Regions from separate parts of the Homo sapiens genome. Here region 1 is linked to region 2. The links are chromatin contacts, found by Hi-C in ENCODE. All regions are on one chromosome and are shown on one strand. Each heading gives the region's core, a stretch centred on a gene start or an enhancer-like site at or near the end of the contact. The rest is flanking DNA. Distances are from core to core; before and after follow the strand shown. Region 1 overlaps NUP133 (nucleoporin 133). Region 2 overlaps LOC124904541 (a long non-coding RNA gene).

Region 1 (4,022 bases), core at 1,002-3,501, 50 kb before region 2:
TAATCAGGGCTTTTGGAATATGATACGATCTTTTTGTAGTTAACTTTGATGAGAAGATACTAATTTGTATGTCGCGTTTCTTTGTAAATTTTGTCCAGTAGCGAGATCACAGTTCACGACAGCCTCAACCTCCTGGGTCCAATCACTTCTCCCACCTCACCCCCTCCCACACCTCCTGCTTTCCAGTAGATGGGACCACAGGAGCTCGCCACCATGCCTGGCTAATTTTGTTCATTTTTCAGTAGAGACAAAGTCTCGCTATGTTGTCCAGGCTGGTCTCAAACTCCTGGGCTCAAGCGATCCTCCTGCTTCAGCCTCCCAAAGTGCTGGGATAACAGGCATGAGCCATCGCCTGACCACACAATTCTTTATATATAAATATTACTGAAAGATTCTTTGACCTTTGGAAAATATAACTTTCATTTCTGTTTATATATTTTCTAGTTATTATAAAAGTACTTAGGTACATGAATATTGGTAAAGTTCTTAAAAATTGTATAGAAGATACTCGGGAGCATAGAAGACTACTTTAAGAGAGCTTAGCTTTACAAATACACCTAACATTCTCATTTTCCTTGAGGGATATTATGCTTCCTGTTTAAAAAACAAAGTTCCCAGCCAGCCTCAGTGGCTCATGCTGTAATCCCAGCACTTTGAGAGGCCAAGGCGGTAGGATCACTTGAGGCCAGGAGTTTGAGGCCAGCCTGGGCAACATAGACCCTGCCTTTACAAAAAAAATTTTTTTAAAAAACATGCCACCACACGCCCATGGCCACACTTATTCAGGAGGCTAAGGTGGCAGGATCGTTTGAGCCCAGGAGGTCAAGGCCAGTGAGCCAAGATTGTGCCACTACACCACAGCTAGGTGACAGAGGAAGACCTATCTTTAAAAAAAAAAAAAATTTCCATTGTGACACTATCTTAAGTGAATTCAAAGTTGTTGCTTGAAGCCAGTCTATTCAGTCAGTTGATTACTATGAAAAGCTTATTTTTTATTACTGTAAAAGTGATATTGTATAAAATTTAGAAAACCACTATAAACACAAAAGATAAAAATCACTCAAAATGCCACCACCCAGAGAGAACCTTTTAAGCATTTGGTTTATATTTTCAGTCTTTCCACTCTATGTATTATAAACAAACATGTTTTGTCAACTGCTTTTTTCACTTGATACATTGCAAACATTTGTTCATGTCATTAAATATTCTACAGCAGCATTTTTAATGGCATTATAGTATTTCATTGACTGGGTATGACTTACTTCATCAAAGATCAGTTGTTGGGCTGGGCAAGGTGGCTCACGCCTGTAATCCCAGCACTTTGGGAGGCCGAGGTGGGCAGATCACCTGAGGTCAGGAGTTCGAGACCAGCCTGGCCAACATGGCAAAACCCCGTCTCTTCTAAAAATACAAAAATTAGCCAGTCATGGTGGCGTGTGCCTGTAATTCCATCTGTTCTGGAGGTTGAGGCAGGAGAATCCCTTGAACCCAAAAGGAGGAGGTTGCAGTGAGCCAAGATCGTGCCACTGCACTCCAGGCTGGGCAACAGAACAAGAATCCGTCTCAAAAAAAAAAAAAAGGTCAGTAGTTGGACATGGCTTATTTAGTATATCAAAACATTGCTAAATAAATATTTTTTGCACTGATCATGATTTTAAAATTATTTTTATGGATTTTCTTTCTCTTTTCATGCATTTTTGCATTTTTTCTTATATTTAACATGTTTAAATGTTATTTTAAAGTCCTTTTGTGCTTACTCTGATCATCTTTGAGTCTGTTTATGTTGCCTGCTTTTATGTTGCTTGAATCATAGTTTTCTGCTTCCTATATCTGGTAATTTTTAAATTGTATTTTAGACATTGTATATTTTTAAAACTCCATAGTATGGAAATTGATGTTATTTGTCCCCTCGTGGATTTTCCTTTTTCTCTGTTAGGCAATTTAGAGGAGAGGAAGATGACTCAGTTCATTAGGAATAGAGGTGGCCCAGGACTCGGTCTCAGCTCTTGTAATATTCATTTCATTTCTGGTGTCAGAAGTCTTTCATGGCAGGATCCCTGCTTTAGGGAAAGTATCTCTTAAACACTGTGAGACTGTAGAACGTCTTGGTCTTCCTCTCCAGCTCAGCCTCCACACCACCCCAACACTCCACAAACAGCCAGTGGGGAAAACTGGCTGGGCATTTGGGCCTCTCTAGATTTTGATGTATCATGCCAGGCCATGTGGCCAGCTGGCGCAGAATTCTGGAATGTTACAGTCTCGGTGCTGTCCCACAGAGCTTTCTGTGATAATGGAGCTGTTGATAATGCGCTGTCCAAATGGGAGCCACTGGCCACATGGGGCTACTGAGCACTTGAAATGTGGCTAATGTACCTAAGGAACTGAATTTTAAATTTCAAGCTAATTTTTTATTTAAGTTAAACAGCTACGTATGGCCAGTTGCTACCATATTGGCCAGCGCACATCTAGATTCTGCCATTAATCTTGTCAGTGATCTTGAGCAAGATGCCCTTTCTGAATCACAATGTACACATCTGTCAAATGAGATGATTGAATTAAGTGATCCTACAATATAGGAAATTATTGTTTAGAACAGGTTTTCTGTTTTGGAGGCCTTTAGAACAAAGTTATGTTTTGTTATCAGAAATGTGTTTTTTTAAACTATTATGAATGAATTCTATGTTCTGTTATTTGTAGAATTTTTCAGACTTTCTCTTCCGTTGGTATCTGGAGAAAGGAAAGCGAGGCAAATTATTATCTCAGCCCATTTCTCAGCATGGACAGTTGGCAAATTTTTTGCAAGCTCATGAACATCTCAGCTGGTTACATGAAATTAATAGCCAAGAATTAGAAAAGGTAAGAAGGATTTTTCTATGGAGCAGATGTGTGCAATTTATTTAGGTAGTTTTAATTAGTTTTGTTTTTAGTAATTAAAATACTGTTTACTGTCATATACCTGAGAAGGGGTTACTATCCAAAATATATAAGGGAGCTGGGCATGGTGGCTTATACCTGTAATCCCAGTACTTTGGGAGGCTGAGGCAGGTGGATCTCTTGAGTGCAGGAGTTCAAGACCAGCCTAGGAAACATAAATAACAAAAACATTAGCCAGGTGTGGTGACACACACCTGTAGTCCCAGCTACTTGAGAGGCTGAGGCAGGAGGATCACTTGAGCTCTGGAGGTTGAGGCTGCAGTGAGCTGAGATTGCACCATTGCACTCCAGCCTAGGCAACAGAGTGAGGCCTTGTCTCAAAATAAGTGAATGAATGAATGGCAAAAGACCTGAATAGACATTTCTCAAAAAAAGACATGCAGATGACCAATAGATGTGTGAAAAAAATGTTCTGCATCACTCATCATTAGGGAAATGCAAATTTATATCACAATGAGACATCACCGTACATTTGTTCGAATGGCTGTTACCAAAAAGGTGAAGGTAACAAGTGCTGGAGAAGACATGGAGAAAAGGGAACCCTGATGCACTCTTGGTGGGGATGTAAGTTAGTACAACCATTATGGGAAACTGTATGGAGGTTCCTGAAAAAGTTAAAAATAGAAATACCATATGATCTGGCAATCCCGCTTGTGAGTATATATCCAGAGGAGTTGAAGTCAGTATGTTGAAAAGGTACCTGCACTCCCATGTTCATTGCAGCATTTTCACAGTAGCCAAGTTATGGAATCCACCTAAGTGTCCATCAATCAGTGTAAATGATAAAGAAGATGTTGTATATAGAATACACAATGCAGTAATAGCCTTAAGAAAGAAGGAAATTCTCTCATTTGCAACAGCATTGATGAAGCTGGAGAACATTACACTAAACCAAATAAGCCAGACACAGACAAATAACTCATATGTGGAATCCAAAACAATTGAACTCATGGAAGCAGAAGAATGGTGGCTGTCAGAAGGGTGAGGGGATGTTATACGCACACACACACAGGTACACACATACACATATACATATATACATACATATAAGGAACTCAGCTCAATTGCAAGAAGACAAATAACCCAAT
Region 2 (4,443 bases), core at 1,254-3,753:
TTGAAGGGTACTTGCCCCTCCCCCAGAAAAGCAGAGAAGGGGTAGAGACACAGAGATAAGGGGTTGGGGTACTTGCCCCTTCCCCAGAAAAGCAGGACTTGCCGCTAAGAGTGAAGCAGAAGGGGTTGGGGGTTTCTTGCCCCCCAGAAAGGCAGAGAAGGGGTAGAGACATGAGAAGGGGTTGGGGTACTTGCCCCTCCCCCAGAAAAGCGGGATTTGCTGCTAAGGGTGAAGGACCAAGTCAGGCGTCCCTGCATGGTCTGACACCTCTGAAACCTGGGTTAATAATCAGAGAGGTGTCCCTGCAATGATTAGACACCAAGGGAAGGCTGCCTTGCCAGTCCATGACCGGCGCCAGAGTTTTGGGTCCACAGATAAAACGTGTCTCCTTTGTCTCTACCAGAAAATGAAAGGAATTGAAATTAAGAAAAGGGAGAGATTGAAGAGTGGAAAGGAGAAAGTGGTTGAGGGACAATGAGAAAGGTTGGAGAAGAGAGTAAGAAGAGGTCACTTACCTGATTTAAAATTGGTGAGATGTTCCTTGGGCTGGTGGGTCTGAGGACCTGAGGTCGTAGGTGGATCTTTTTCACGGAGCAAAGAACAGGAGGACAGGGGATTGATCTCCCAAGGGAGGTCCCCTGATCCCAGTCACAGCAACATATTTCATGCGCGTCCATGTGAAGAGACCACCAAACAGGTTTTGTGTGAGCAATAAAGCTGTTTATTTCACCTGAGTGCAGGTGGGCTGAGTCCGAAAAGAAAGCGAAGGGAGTTAAGGGTGGGGCAGTTTTATAGGATTTGGGCAGGTAAAGGAAAATTACAGTCAAAAGGGGGGTTGTTCTCTGGCTGGCAGGAGTGGGGGTCATAAGGTGCTCAGTAGGGGAGCTTTTTGAGCCAGGATGAGCCAGGAAAAGGACTTTTACAAGGTAATGTCATCACTTAAGGCAAGGACCGGCCATTTTCACTTCTTTTGTGATTCTTCAGTTACTTCAGGCCATCTGGGCATATATGTGCAAGTCACCGGGGCTGCGATGGCTTAGCTTGGGCTCAGAGGCCTGACAGGAGAATCCCTCAAACCCGGGAGGCAGAGGTTGCAGCCAGCCGCGATTGTGCCATTGCCCTCCAGCGTGGGCAATAGAGTAAGATTCCATCTCAAGCAAACAACCAAATAGCAACTTGAACCAATGTGCCTCTGCACATTTCACACATGCTACAAAGGAGGGGTGTGGCATGGGACAGCATTGACCAATCCTCGGTCAGGAAGGGCTTCCAGAGCAAGTGCAGCTCTGAAAGGCAGGTTGAACACCTCTAGCAAGGTCCTGGGATCCTTTAAGTCCTGAAGGGAGGTCAGTGTAGCTGGGAGAGAGGGTAGGGGTGGCGTGGGGTTGTCAAGGAGGCACAGTTGGCCAATCTAGCCTGTGCAGACCCTCCACTGCTGAATGTATATATAATTTTTATTTTAAGAGCAATGGAAATCCATTGAACTGTTTTAAGGAGACAGAGGGAGAGAGAAACACACACACACATGCACACAGAACCTGGCCTCGGTGGGTGTAGGAGGGAGAACTGAATGATAGCTTTCAGGTCTCTGATTCACACATTTGGATGCTCAACGAGGGCACCTTCCTTTGGGAGCTTCGGCTGGTGTGGGGAACCAGGCAAGTTGGGAGCCCTGGAGATGGCGTGCCTAGTGGGGAGACGGGGGCAGGCTGGGCCTGAGATTGCGGTACGACCTGGGTCCCAGCAGCCCTTTTACTTCCTCTCAGTCTGTTGGAGCCTTGGGGCTGGAAGGGAGGGTCATTAGAATGTTCTCTGCAGAAAACTCAAAAAGCCCGCAGGAGAATGAGAGTCTGTGCTATTTCGGCATTCCCTCCCATTTCACTCACTGCCTCGAGGGAATGATAAATATGAGAAACCTGCTCAAAAAGCCTGGCTGGACCCAGGGTCTGCTTGAAGGCCTGTGCTCTGGGGCTGGAAAGGGGAGGGGGGAGGGGAGAGGGAGGAAGGAGAGATGAAGGGGTGGGGGGGAGAAGGGAGACGGAAAGGGGAGGAAAGGGAAGGAAGGGAGAGGGAACTAGGAGAGGAGAGAGGAGGAGGGGGAGGGGGGGAGGAGGGGACAGGGAGAGGTAGGGGAGGGGAAGAGGAGGCCGAGGGGGAGGGCATAAGGCCTGCCTGCAGCTGTCTGCAGAGCCCCACGCCTGCCACACGGTGAGTCACAGTGCCAGCTCCCACTGCCTGCCTCTATTTTTATATCAGCGCCTGCTCATATCTGACTCGTTAACTAAGCCTTCCAACTGGTGGAGGGGAATCTGGTGGCAGAGGATGAGGGCCGAGGGAATAATTTAGAAGTCTACATAGGAATTATAAAGCGATCCTTCTCTCTTATCAGGAGCTCTAAGCCTTTTTAATAACCAGGCGCTTTCAGCTGCTGCTCTAGAGGGCTGTGGGGAGTTGCCAGCCCTCCCAGCAGTAATCAGTGTTCTGGGAAGGAGAACAGAGTCAACAAGAACAACCGCCTGGGCTTTGGCACCAAAGGGTGGTAGCAGCTGCAGGAGGGGCTCAGGGAAGCTGTGCTAATAGGCACTTAAATGTGACACCCACATAATAAGGATCCTAAACAGATGGTGGGGGGCTGCTGCTATCATGCGGTGCGCATAATAGATGATCAGAGCAAATGACAGGCACGCCGCCTGGGGCTACCATTCTGCAGAGGGTTGATTCGAATGGGTTGACACCTGCTGGCTTAGGCAGGCATCCCTTTCCTCCCTCACTGCTCCATGTGGATCTCTCCTGAAGCTGCGTGCTGGGTGGAAGAGGAGAATCTTCTCTGATAGAGGACAACGGTTCTGTGGTCAAGTGTATACCACTCCCCTGCTAGAACCGCGGAACGAGCTCAAACCAGAAGATGAATGTTGAACATGTACATCCTGTTGCCTTCAAAATACTCAGAAGAGGGGAATTCAGGTTTTCTATTGCTAAGAGGAACTTGGGGTGAGCTGGGAGCCCTGCGGCACCCGCCTTTCTGCAATGCTCAGAGAGGGATGGGCAGCCAGAGCTGATGTGTGCCCCTGTGTGCCTGGGATGGATGCCGGCCCTGCTGTTCGCTCCCAGCTCCTGGGTTTGGTGGAGAAGAGGCATGGGCACGTCTGCTCTGCCCTCCGGAAGAATCCCCACGTTCAGAACAAGATGCCAGAGACCCAGGTTCCCAGGTCCTGCCTGCACGCCGAAGCAGAGTCCTGGCCCTGGCAAAGCTCCAAGGGCCCGATGACCATGCCTGGGGTGTTGGGGGAGGGGTGCAGGGGTGCCTGGCCATGGCACAGCCCTCTCCTTTCTGGAGGCTCCTGGGTATCAGCTGTCCTTTCCTTCCCGCACTCTGCCTGAACGTAGAAGGAAGAAGAGAGCCGCTGACAAAGGGCTTGTGCTTTCTCCCAGCCCCTTGGATAAGTAAGCACAGCTTTAAATCCAAACTTAAGAGCCAGGAGAGCGGCACTGGTGGGCATCTCCCCAGGATTCTCATGGTCTGGGGGAAAGACAAGAGCATCCAGACCCTGCCTGGGAGCTCCCCGGGCCCGCGGCCTCAGTGCACACCCTGAGCTCTCCTGCGCCCCCCTCCCCCATCCCTTGCACCACCCCCTCCTTCTCTGCACTTTGGTCCCTTCTCAGGGACGTTGTCTCTCAGTGGCTCAGGTGCCTGGCTCCAGGGAGGCCTGGGAGCTCACTCCACACCATGCTCCCACCCTTCTGATCAGGAATTCAAACTGCTTTGCCTTTCCTTCACATGCACACGGAGCTGTGTGTGTGGGGTCCACGACTCTGGGCAGAAGGTAGCCTTGAACTGCTTGGACACCCTCCCTCGGCACCAGCTTTCTCACTTGGGTCTTGTTAATCTCAGGTACTCCTTGAAAGCAGTGGCCAAGTTTCCTTCATAACGTGCCCCCTAGGAGCCCATGCAGGTCCTTACACCCAGGGACGGCTCAGAGAGGGCCTGGTGGCTGATCAGCGAGTCTCCTGGCATCTGTATCCACCCTGAACTGGGTGAAGGGAACTTTCCTCCAGGGCCAAGGATGTAATGAGCTGCCTGCTTAGGAGGAAAGCTAGACGTATTCCCATTGAGTAGATTTGAAAAACAAGGCTGATGGTGGATCATAAAGTCCTGGAGCCTGTGTCTCTAGCGTCACGGAATGTTCAGAGGGGACGTGGTGGTGGGGATGGTGGGCAAGTCTGGGGCATGGAAGCTCTCAGACTCCTTCCTGGGTGGGAGATAAAAGGGAGCATTTCCCTCTAGAACCCGTCAGTCAGAGCCAGTGTTGAGAACAGTACCCTCCGCCTTCCTTAAGCAGGTTTTTACCTTTGCCGTCCTCTAAGCGACCTCCTTGTGTTCCATTTCACAGGCTCCCCATTATCAGGCTGTATTTATTCCCCTTCCCCTCCCTACAGCTGCCT

Evidence for each region. A loop is a pair of places that touch in the nucleus more often than their neighbours do. Pooled maps may share reads with other maps.
Region 1: a map of cardiac septum shows a loop between it and region 2 (12-fold over the local background). The contact joins two enhancer-like sites. A Hi-C loop is called at or near these places in 2 of 168 maps with a recorded cell type or tissue (cardiac septum and left cardiac atrium) and 4 of 50 pooled maps.

What each region holds. Positions count from the first base shown.
Region 1 is chr1:229,459,445-229,463,466 of GRCh38, reverse strand. It overlaps NUP133 (nucleoporin 133), which reads left to right. Exons shown (of 26, transcript NM_018230.3): 20 at 2,698-2,856. Among named protein-coding and RNA genes, the nearest start is that of ACTA1, 27 kb to the right of the region's middle. Within about 2 kb of position 2,251, at least 5 of the 41 ENCODE cell types and tissues checked have a DNase peak (open chromatin) inside an H3K27ac peak, as active enhancers do.
Region 2 is chr1:229,409,036-229,413,478 of GRCh38, reverse strand. It overlaps LOC124904541 (a long non-coding RNA gene), which reads right to left. Exons shown (of 2, transcript XR_007066925.1): 2 at 1,437-3,377. It also overlaps the pseudogene RN7SKP276. Among named protein-coding and RNA genes, the nearest start is that of ACTA1, 23 kb to the left of the region's middle. Within about 2 kb of position 2,503, at least 11 of the 41 ENCODE cell types and tissues checked have a DNase peak (open chromatin) inside an H3K27ac peak, as active enhancers do.